Regions from separate parts of the Homo sapiens genome. Here region 2 is linked to region 1. A link is an interaction called in ENCODE POLR2A ChIA-PET data of the cell type or tissue named here. Cell type or tissue: PC-9. All regions are shown on one strand. Each heading gives the region's core, and the rest is flanking DNA. Links, peaks and the distances in the headings are about the cores only.

What was found. Peaks named below come from ENCODE experiments on the same cell type or tissue, not always from the same donor. Only the 100,000 strongest peaks of a DNase experiment are listed, where the experiment ranks them.
Region 2: POLR2A ChIA-PET joins it to region 1 with 19 read pairs; 2 of 35 experiments call an interaction of 5 or more read pairs at or near these places.

Annotation. Positions count from the first base shown.
Region 1 is chr11:65,898,534-65,902,918 of GRCh38, forward strand. It overlaps FOSL1 (FOS like 1, AP-1 transcription factor subunit), which reads right to left and starts at 1,855. Exons shown (of 4, transcript NM_005438.5): 1 at 1,708-1,855. The coding sequence starts at 1,806. RefSeq lists silencers at 726-953, 919-1,038, 1,647-2,246. In PC-9, for the core only: no CTCF peak of the experiment used is centred there; DNase peaks (open chromatin) are centred at 878, 2,058 and 3,568; H3K4me3 peaks cover 2,487 bases; H3K27ac peaks cover 3,798 bases.
Region 2 is chr11:67,459,093-67,463,477 of GRCh38, forward strand. CABP4 (calcium binding protein 4) reads left to right here. Exons shown (of 6, transcript NM_145200.5): 6 at 1-2,660. TMEM134 (transmembrane protein 134) reads right to left here. Exons shown (of 7, transcript NM_025124.4): 7 at 2,618-4,385. Among named protein-coding and RNA genes, the nearest start is that of CABP4, 5.9 kb to the left of the region's middle. RefSeq lists enhancers at 830-879, 1,090-1,139. In PC-9, for the core only: no CTCF peak of the experiment used is centred there; no DNase peak of the experiment used is centred there; H3K27ac peaks cover 203 bases.

The DNA of each region.
Region 1 (4,385 bases), core at 131-4,130:
CCATGGGCAAGTTATTTAACCTCCATGTGCCTCAGTTTCCTCATTTTTAATATTGTTACAGGTGAGGATTACAGGATTTCACTGATGTTAAGAAGTACCCTTTAATAGCTCTGAAATCATAGTTTAATTGGCAATTTAAAAAATTTTAGTGGACTAGGCATGGTGGCTCATACCCAGCACTTTGGGAGGCTGAGGTAGAAGGATCACTTGAGCTCAGGAGTTTGAGGTCACACCGGGCAACACAGTGAGACTTCATTTCTACAAAAAAATTAAAAAATTAGTTGGGTGTGGTGGTGCGTGCCTGTGGCCAGGTCGCTTCCCAGCTAGGATCTCAGTAGGATTGCTTGAGCCCAGGAGGCTGAGGCTGCAGTGAGCTGTGATTGCACCACTGCTCTATAGTCTGGGCAACAGAGGGAGACCCTGTCTCAGAAAAAAAAAAAAAAAGAAAAGAAAGAGAAGGAAAGAAAATTAGTGGCATAAAGTTATAGTGGGTTTTTTTTTCAATCGATGAGGTCTTCGATTCCGTGAAATATGGTAAATGATGTAGCAAGCGCCCAGCACAACGTCCCTGTTCCCATTCTATCAGCCAGCTATCTGAGGAGTGGGTTGGGATGGGGCTCAGTGTTCTGGGAGAAGTGGGTTCTAGCTCTGCCGCTGGGCCCTGGGTGTGGGCGCCCAATCGTCCGGGAAGCGCCCACAAGCCCAGGCAAGTCCCGACAGCGGTAGCCCGAGCCCAAGCGCTGCGGGCCCGGCGTCCCAGTGACCCCAGTTCCGGGTCCGAGGCACCGCCGGCGGCATCTCCCACTCCCGGGCCCGGGCCGCTCCAGGCCAGGAAGGGAGGGACGCCCCGGGTGACTCAGCCGCCGTGACTCGGCCGCCGTGACTCGGCGGAACGGACGCCCCTCCTTCCCTCCCCTGTCGACACGTGCTCGCAGCCCCTCGACAGGAAATGGGCACCTGCAGCCTCCCGGGTGCCCCCCGGCGGGCAGCGGGCGCCGTTAGGGGCTGAGAGTGGGGTCGCGAGAGTCGCCCGCAGCCTGACCCCGCGCACGTCCCGGAACCTCGAGGTCTCTATTCGCCGCATTCGGCAAAGGGATCGAGGGCCGGTCTCCGGGGACCTGGCAGGTTCCACTGCCCGGACCCCCCTGGACTCCCCAGGCCGAGAAACGATAGGGACTTGGCGACGGAGGGGCGAAGGACAGACAGACGGACGGACACGCGGAGGGTCGCAGACCGGGCCGGGACTCCCACCCTGGCCCAGCTGCTCTCCCGACGGATCCCGCCTCCCTCCCGTGTGGGGACCCTCACCCCAGCCCAGACTCCAGATCCCAGGAATTCAGCCCGAAGCGGAGAGACCCTCCTAGCCTTCGAGGCGACCACCCTAGGCGCCCACGCCCCTTCTGAAGCAGGGTGGACGCAGAAGTCAGAGGTGGGCAGGAGGAGAGAAAGCGGGCACGGAGACGGAGGGACGGACGCGGACGGCGAGGGAGAAGGGGGCGGCTGGGAGAAGGGGAGTTCGCGGGTCTCTGCTGCCCGCTGCGCGGTGGGGGCAACTGGCCCCGGACGGCGAGGGGCAGGATCCTCGCCCCAGCCCCCAGCCCGGCCCCGACTCCGGTTCCCCGCTCCAGTCCCGGAGCGTGCGGGAGTTGACCCCGGCCTCCCACGCGCGGTCCTCCCGTGGGACCACCGGCGTCGGGCCCCACTCACCTGCTGGGCTGCCTGCGCTGCGGCCGGGGGCTGCGCGGGGCCGCCGTACCCGCCGCCGTTCCCGGAGCTCGGGCCGGGTTCCCCGAAGTCTCGGAACATGCCCGGGGCTGGCGGCTCTGCGGGGTACACGGCTGCTGGGTTCTGACTCACCCGCGCCGTGCGGAGTCTTTTCTTTTTATGAATGAAAAGTTCTCGGGCTGAACCACTGCGACCGCGGGGGGTGGGGGCGTTGCAGCGGCGCGGTCACCTCCAGGCTCCACCCCCGAGACGCGCCGCCTTGGCCCGTCGGTCCCGAACTTGGCGACGCCTCCCCAAGTCCGGCTGCAGCCTTTTCACCGGGATGGGCCCGGCTCGGCGTTCCCCGGAGGCTGCGGGCCCGCCCCCCTGACGTAGCTGCCCATACATGGTGTAACTTCCTCGCCGCGCCCAGGTGGAGCCCCGGGTTCCCCTGCGGACTGACGCACCTGCCAGAGCCCGCGCCCCGCCCCAGCCCTCTCGAGGCCTGGGCTAACCTCCGTTTCTGCTCCCACAAAATAGCACGAAAGAATCACATCTCTAGGAGCCACGCCAACCGCCACCCAAAGCTTCGTGGAGTGAGGTCTTTCCACTGGCCTTGTTTTAAGGCTTCGAGTATATGAAAAGTGAATAAATGACAAACCAGGGTTACAAAAATGGTGGCATATTTTATTTTACTTTATATTTTTGAGACCGGGTCTCTGTCACCCAGGCTGGAGTGCAGTGGCTCGATCTCGGCGCACTGCAGGCTCAACTTCCTGAGCTAAAGGGATTCTCCTGCCTCAGCGCCCCCTCCAAGTAAGTGGGACTACAGGCGCGCGTCACCACACCCAGGTAATTTTTGTGTTTTTTGTAGGGATTGGGTCTCGCCGTATTGCCCAGGCTGGGTGGTATATTTTAAATGTTTGCGATAAGGTAATGCTTTGAACTAACCCCACATAAAATGCAATATAATAGTATTACTCAGGATAATTTCAGGAGCTATAACGAGTTTTAATTCAGGGCCACTACAGGTGTCCTGAGGTCTGATAAACGCCATCTTCATTACGGTCAGTGCCTTTCGGAGGCTTGTGGCCACCAGACTTGTTTGGAGAGTATGTCAAAGGTGAGTGAATGTGAGGCAGGTATCATCCTCATCTCTGTTTTACAGATGGGGAAACTGAGGCTGGGAGATGCTGAAATGAATTGCTTGAAGTCGCTAAGTGAGTAGCTGGCACAGGTTGCCAAGTCACAGCCGTGGGCACTCCAAGCCCAGGCTCAGCCAAGATTTTCAAAGCCCTTACACCTTCACAGACACCTTGTCGCACATCCAGAATGTTAGTGCTGGGCACCATCCCAAAGCTTCTCTCTGATTACTTCCATCATAGATGAGGAAACTGAGGCCCAGATGGAGTACTGAGCTGTCAGTTGTCACACGACTACAGAAAGAGGGCTGGGGCCAGGTGTGGTGGCTCATGCTTGTAATCCTAGCACTTTGGAAGGCCAAGGCAGAAAGAACCATTTGAGACCCCATCTCTACAAAAAATTATAAAATTTTCTGGACATGGTGGTACGCCTGCCTTGTGGTCCCAGCTGTTCTGGAGGCTGAGGCGGGAGGATGGCTTAAGCCAGGGAGGTTGAGGCTGCGGTGAGCTGTGACTGCGCCACTGCAGTCCAGCCTGGGGGACAGAGCAAGACTCAAAGTAAATAGATCAAGAGAGGGCTGGGCTCTCCTGCTTCTCCATCGGTCCTTCCATTTCATCAGCTCTAGCTTTGCCCTCTGGGCTACTTTCCTTGGGAACACAGGCCAGAAGCCTGTGGGTGCACTCAGGACTTAGAGCCAGGAAGTCCAGATTGCCCCTGGGGTTCTAGTCCCAGAGCTACCATTTTCTGTCTGTGTGACACTGGGCAGGTCACCTTCCTTCAACTGGGCCTCCCTGCTGATCTCACAGAGCTGTTGTGGGATCAAGTGAGATCACAGATGTGAAAATGCTTTGTAAGCTATAAAGTGTTATGCACTCAGAAAGTGGTTACCAGCCTGGTGCCTCTCCTTTGCCTTTGAGCGACCCAATGCTTGTCACCCTCTTGTCATCATCATCTCTGTGTGTGTGTGTGTGTGTGTGTGTGAGAGAGAGAGAGAGAGAGAGAGAAAGAGAGAGAGAAAGGAGAGGAGAGTGTTTTTGAGGCAGTATGATCCGTGGACAGAACACCCGTGCTGGGGTCAGACAGCTCTGGGGTCTGGGTTTGAATGTGGTTAGGCTGCTCACCAGTTGTGTGACCTAGGTGAGGCACACAATCTCTCAGAGCCTCTTTCATTATCTGTGAAATGGAGACATAATGATAACTATCTCAAGGGTTGTTGGAGGACACAAGTAATGTCACATGCTTAGCACAGCACATAGTAAGAATTTGACACATAGGCTGGGTGCCGTGGCTCACGCCTGTAATCCCAGCACTTTGGGAGGCTGAGGCAGGTGGATCACGAGGTCAGGATTTCGAGACCAGCCTGACTAACATGGAGAAACCCCGTCTTTACCAAAAATACAAAAGTTAGCTGGGCATGGTGGCCCATGCCTGTAGTCCCAGCTGCTTGGGAGGCTGAGGCAGGAGAATCGCTTGAACCCGGGAGGCGGAGGTTGCAGTGAGCCAAGATTGCGCCATTGCACTCCAGCATGGGCAACAGA
Region 2 (4,385 bases), core at 253-4,252, 1.6 Mb after region 1:
CCCAGCTGTCAGGGGGCAGAAGCGGGAGGATAGCTTGAGCCCAGGAGTGCAAGACCTGCCTGGGCAATATACTGAGACCCCATTCTCCACAAAAAGGAAAAATAAAAGACAAAAAAACAAACAAAAAACCAAAAAACCCAAGTGTAAAAAAAGTGAGCTTGAAAGAAAGAAAGGGATGGCTCCATGTATCAAAGACAAAGAAATCAAAGCTGGGGTTGTAAGAGGGAGCTGACGCTGTGGGGGTTTCAGATCTGGATGGAGGCTTGGCCGCCTGGACTCCTACAACCATGAGTGACAGAAGAACCATATGAGTCTGGGGAGCAAGAAACAAACCCCCCGGATATATTCCAGGGTCTCCAAAGGCTAAGATATTAATCTGTCTGCACTGACCAGTCATAGAAAGTGGCAAGGATACAGATGTTCAGGGCCCAGAGTGGAAACAGCTGCCCTAAAGAGCCTGGAACTCCAGGGCCTGCCCTTCAAGCAGGCGTGTAGTCTCTCTCCAGGGTGTGAAAAACTGGAAAAAAACCCTGCCGCTCCCAAAGGGGAACTTGTGATAAAAATTACAGATTATTGGGCTGGGAGTGGTGGCTCACGCCTGTAATCCCAGCACTTTGGGAGGCTGAGGCGGGTGAATTACCTGAGGTCAGGAGTTTGAGGCCAGCCTGACCAACATGGTGAAACCCCATCTCTACTAAAAATACAAAAATTAACTGGGCGAGGTAGCATGCACCTGTAATCTCAGCTACTCGGAGGTTGAGGCAGGAGAATCGCTTGAGCCCGGGAGGTGGAGCTGCAGTGAGCTGAGATCACACCATTGCACCCCAGCCTGAGCAACAGATCGAGACTCCGTCTCAAAAACAAAACAAAAAAACCATACTGATTATAAAAGTAAAGAAACCACCATGAAGGAGACGAGACAGAGACAAAAACAAGAGGACTGGCATCTCAGTGTACATAATACAGCCGCCTAAGAGACCACAAGATACATGCAAATAAAAGACGGCTAAAAGGGGAAGAGAGATCAACATGCAGTAACAGGATAGTATGAAGAGAGAACCGGAAGATTTAAAAAGTAACCCAACAGGCCAGGCGCATGGCTCATGCCTGGAATCCCAGCACTTTGGGAGGCCAAGGTGGGTGGGTTGCTTGAGCTCAGGAATTCGAGACCAGCCTGGGCAACATGGTGAAACCCTGTCTCTACTAAAAATACAAAAATTAGCCAGGCGTGGTGGTGCTTGCATCTGTGGTCCCAGGTATTCTACAGGCTGAGGTGGGAGGATCACTTGAGCCCAGGAGGCAGAGGTTGCAGTGAGTCGAGATCGCACCACTGCACTCCAGCGTGGGTAACAGAGTGAGAATCCGTCAAAAAGAAAAAAACAAACCATGGCTTCTGTTAAAAAAATAAAGTATATTTTATATATACACACACACACACACACACACACACAGCCATTGGAATGAAAAAATAATGGATAAGCTAAACAGCAGATTAAACACAATTTAAAGATTAATGAACTGGAAGCTATATCTAAGAAATCACTTATAATGTAACACTGAGAGACAAAAGGATGGAAAATATTACAGGGTAGTTAAAAGTCACTGGAAGGCTGGGTGTGGTGGCTCACGCCTGTAATCCCAGCACTTTGGGAGGCTGAGACGGGCGGGTCACAGGGTCAGGAGATCGAGACCATCCTGGCTAACACAGTGAAACCCCATCTCTACTAAAAATACAAAAAAAAATTAGCTGGGCGTGGTGGCGGGCGCCTGTAGTCCCAGCTACTAGGGAGGCTGAGGCAAGAGAATGGCGTGAACCCAGGAGGCGGAGCTTGCAGTGAGCCGAGATTGCACCACTGCACTCCAGCCTGGGCTACAGAGCGAGACTCCGTCTCGGAAAAAAAAAAAAAAAAAGGTCACTGGAAGACTGGGTGTGGTGGCTTATGCCTGTAATCCCAGCATTTTGGGAGGCTAAGGCAGGAGGATCACTTGAGGCCAGGAGTTTGAGACCAGCCTAACAGCAAGACCCTGCCTCTTAAAAAAAATAATAAAAAAATAAGCTGGGTGTAGTGGCTCATGCTTGTAGTTCCAGCTATTCAGGAGGCTGAGGTGAGAGGATCATTTGAGCCCAGGAGTTGGAGGCTGCAGTGATCGTGCCACTGCACTCCAGCCTTGGTGACAGAGCAAGAGACCCTGTCTCAAAGAAAAAGACAGATAAGTCCTTGGGAGTCTCAGACGGAGGACATACATAGAGAATGAACAAGAAGCAATAACCAAAGAGATAATGGCTGAAAATTTTCCATAAAGACTTCCACAGACTTCAACTCCCCAGATTGAAGGAACAAACTGAAGTCAGAGTAGGGTAAATAAAAATAAATATATATCTGGATATATCCCATTGAAACCACAGAATATAAAAAGCAAATCTTATAAATAACTGGAGAGAAAAGTCAGATTCACGGTGTTCTGTCAAAGTGTTCATGTAGACTAAGGGTGGGGAAACTTTCTGTAAAGGGCTGGAGAATAATTATTTTCAGCTTTGAGGCTTTGGTCTCTGTTGCAGCTGCTCACGCAACTCTGCTGTTGAAGTTTGTAGTGCAAAGTCAAGTCAACAAATGAGTGTGGCTATATCAGAAATTTTAATAAATAACAGTAAAACTTCATTTATTGACATGGAAATTTGAATTTTATATAATTTTATGTCATAAAATCTTATTATTCTTTGACTTTTCTCCAACCATTACAAAATATAAAAACCACTCTGTGGACTATACCTTGCTGATTCCTAACGCAGACTTCTAATGATGGGAATCACCACTTCTGAAATTGCTTTCTGTTAAGACTGTAGAATGAAGTCGGGCGAGGTGGCTCAGGGGTTGGAGACCAGCCTGGCCAACATAGTGAAACCCTGTCTCTACTAAAAATACAAAGATTAGCTGGGCATGGTGGCATGTGCCTGTAGTCGCAGCTACTGAGAAGGCTGAGGCATGAGAATCGCTTAAACCGGGAGGCAGAGGATGCAGTGAGCCGAGATCGGGCCACTGCACTCCAGCCTGGGAGACAGTGAGACTCGTCTCAAAAAAAAAACAAAAAAAAAAAAAACAAGGAGTAAAAAGTTGTTAGCTGCGATTCTGTGTTAATTGCCTGTTTGTTCATATTCAATGGTTTTTGTCATTTTTCCTTTTTCCTATGTTTGTTCTGATTATATTTATTGAAATGTAATTTTATGTCTAATTAATCTGATAAACTGTGGACTTGTATTCTGTATTTTTTTTTTTTTTGGAGACAGAGTCTCGCTCTGTCGCTCAGGCTGGAGTGTAGTGGCGTGATCTCGGCTCACTGCAACCTCTGCCTCCCGGGTTCAAGCGATTCTCCTGCCTCAGCCTCCTGAGTAGCTGGGATTACAGGTGCGCACCACCATGCCCGGTAATTTTTTTGTATTTTTAATAGAAATGGGATTTCACCCTGTTGGCCAGGCTGGTCTCGAACTCCTGACCTCATGATTCACCTGCCTCGGCCTCCCAAAGTGCTGGGATTGCAGGCATGAGCCACCACGCCCAGCCTCTGTATGTTTTTTATTTCATTTTTCTAGTTTTTAAAATTTTTATGTTATTTATTTATTTATTTTTTAAATAGGTCTCAGTCTGTCTTCCAGGCTGGAGTGCAGTGGTGCAATCATGACTCCACTGCAGCCTCCCAGGCTCCGTGATCCTCCCACTCCAGCCTCGCAAGTGGGTGGGACTACAGGCGCCCCACCATGCCTGGCTAAGTTTTTGTATTTTTTGTAGAGATGGGGTTTTCCCATGTTTCCCAGGTTGGTCTCGAACTCCTGGGCTCAAGTGATCCTCCCACCGTGGCCTCTCAAAGTGCTGGGATTACAGGCATGAGGCACGGCACCCGGCTAGTTCTTCTTATGAAAGTACTGGACCGTGATGGATTAGAAATGAAAACTGGTCCTTTACCATAGCTAGTTGGGGGACCACTGGTTTAGGAGTTCCTGCATCCAATGGGTGCCCCCTAAGTGCCTTGAATGGGGGATGAGGGTGGGAAGTCTGCGGGGCCTGGAAAGGTGGGAGCGAGAGCAAGAGTCTGGGTGTCCATTCCTCTAACTCAGAATCCTGAAGGCCCCGCTGTGTTGGGTGCTGCAGACAGTGGTTTGTGGGACCCGTGTTTTGGTGGGGGAGATAGACAGTACGGGCAGGTGCACCAACAGGGCCTCCCAACCCTTGCTCACTCAGCCAGCCTCTTGGTTGGCCGGTAGGGGAGACCAGCTCAGTGCCGGTTTCCTTCTCCCTCCCCGACAGTGTCATGGGAAGAGCCCTGGGCTACGTTCCTAATTCTACCTACCACCTGCTGGCTGTCCTTGGGTGAGTCAGTCCTTATCTGTA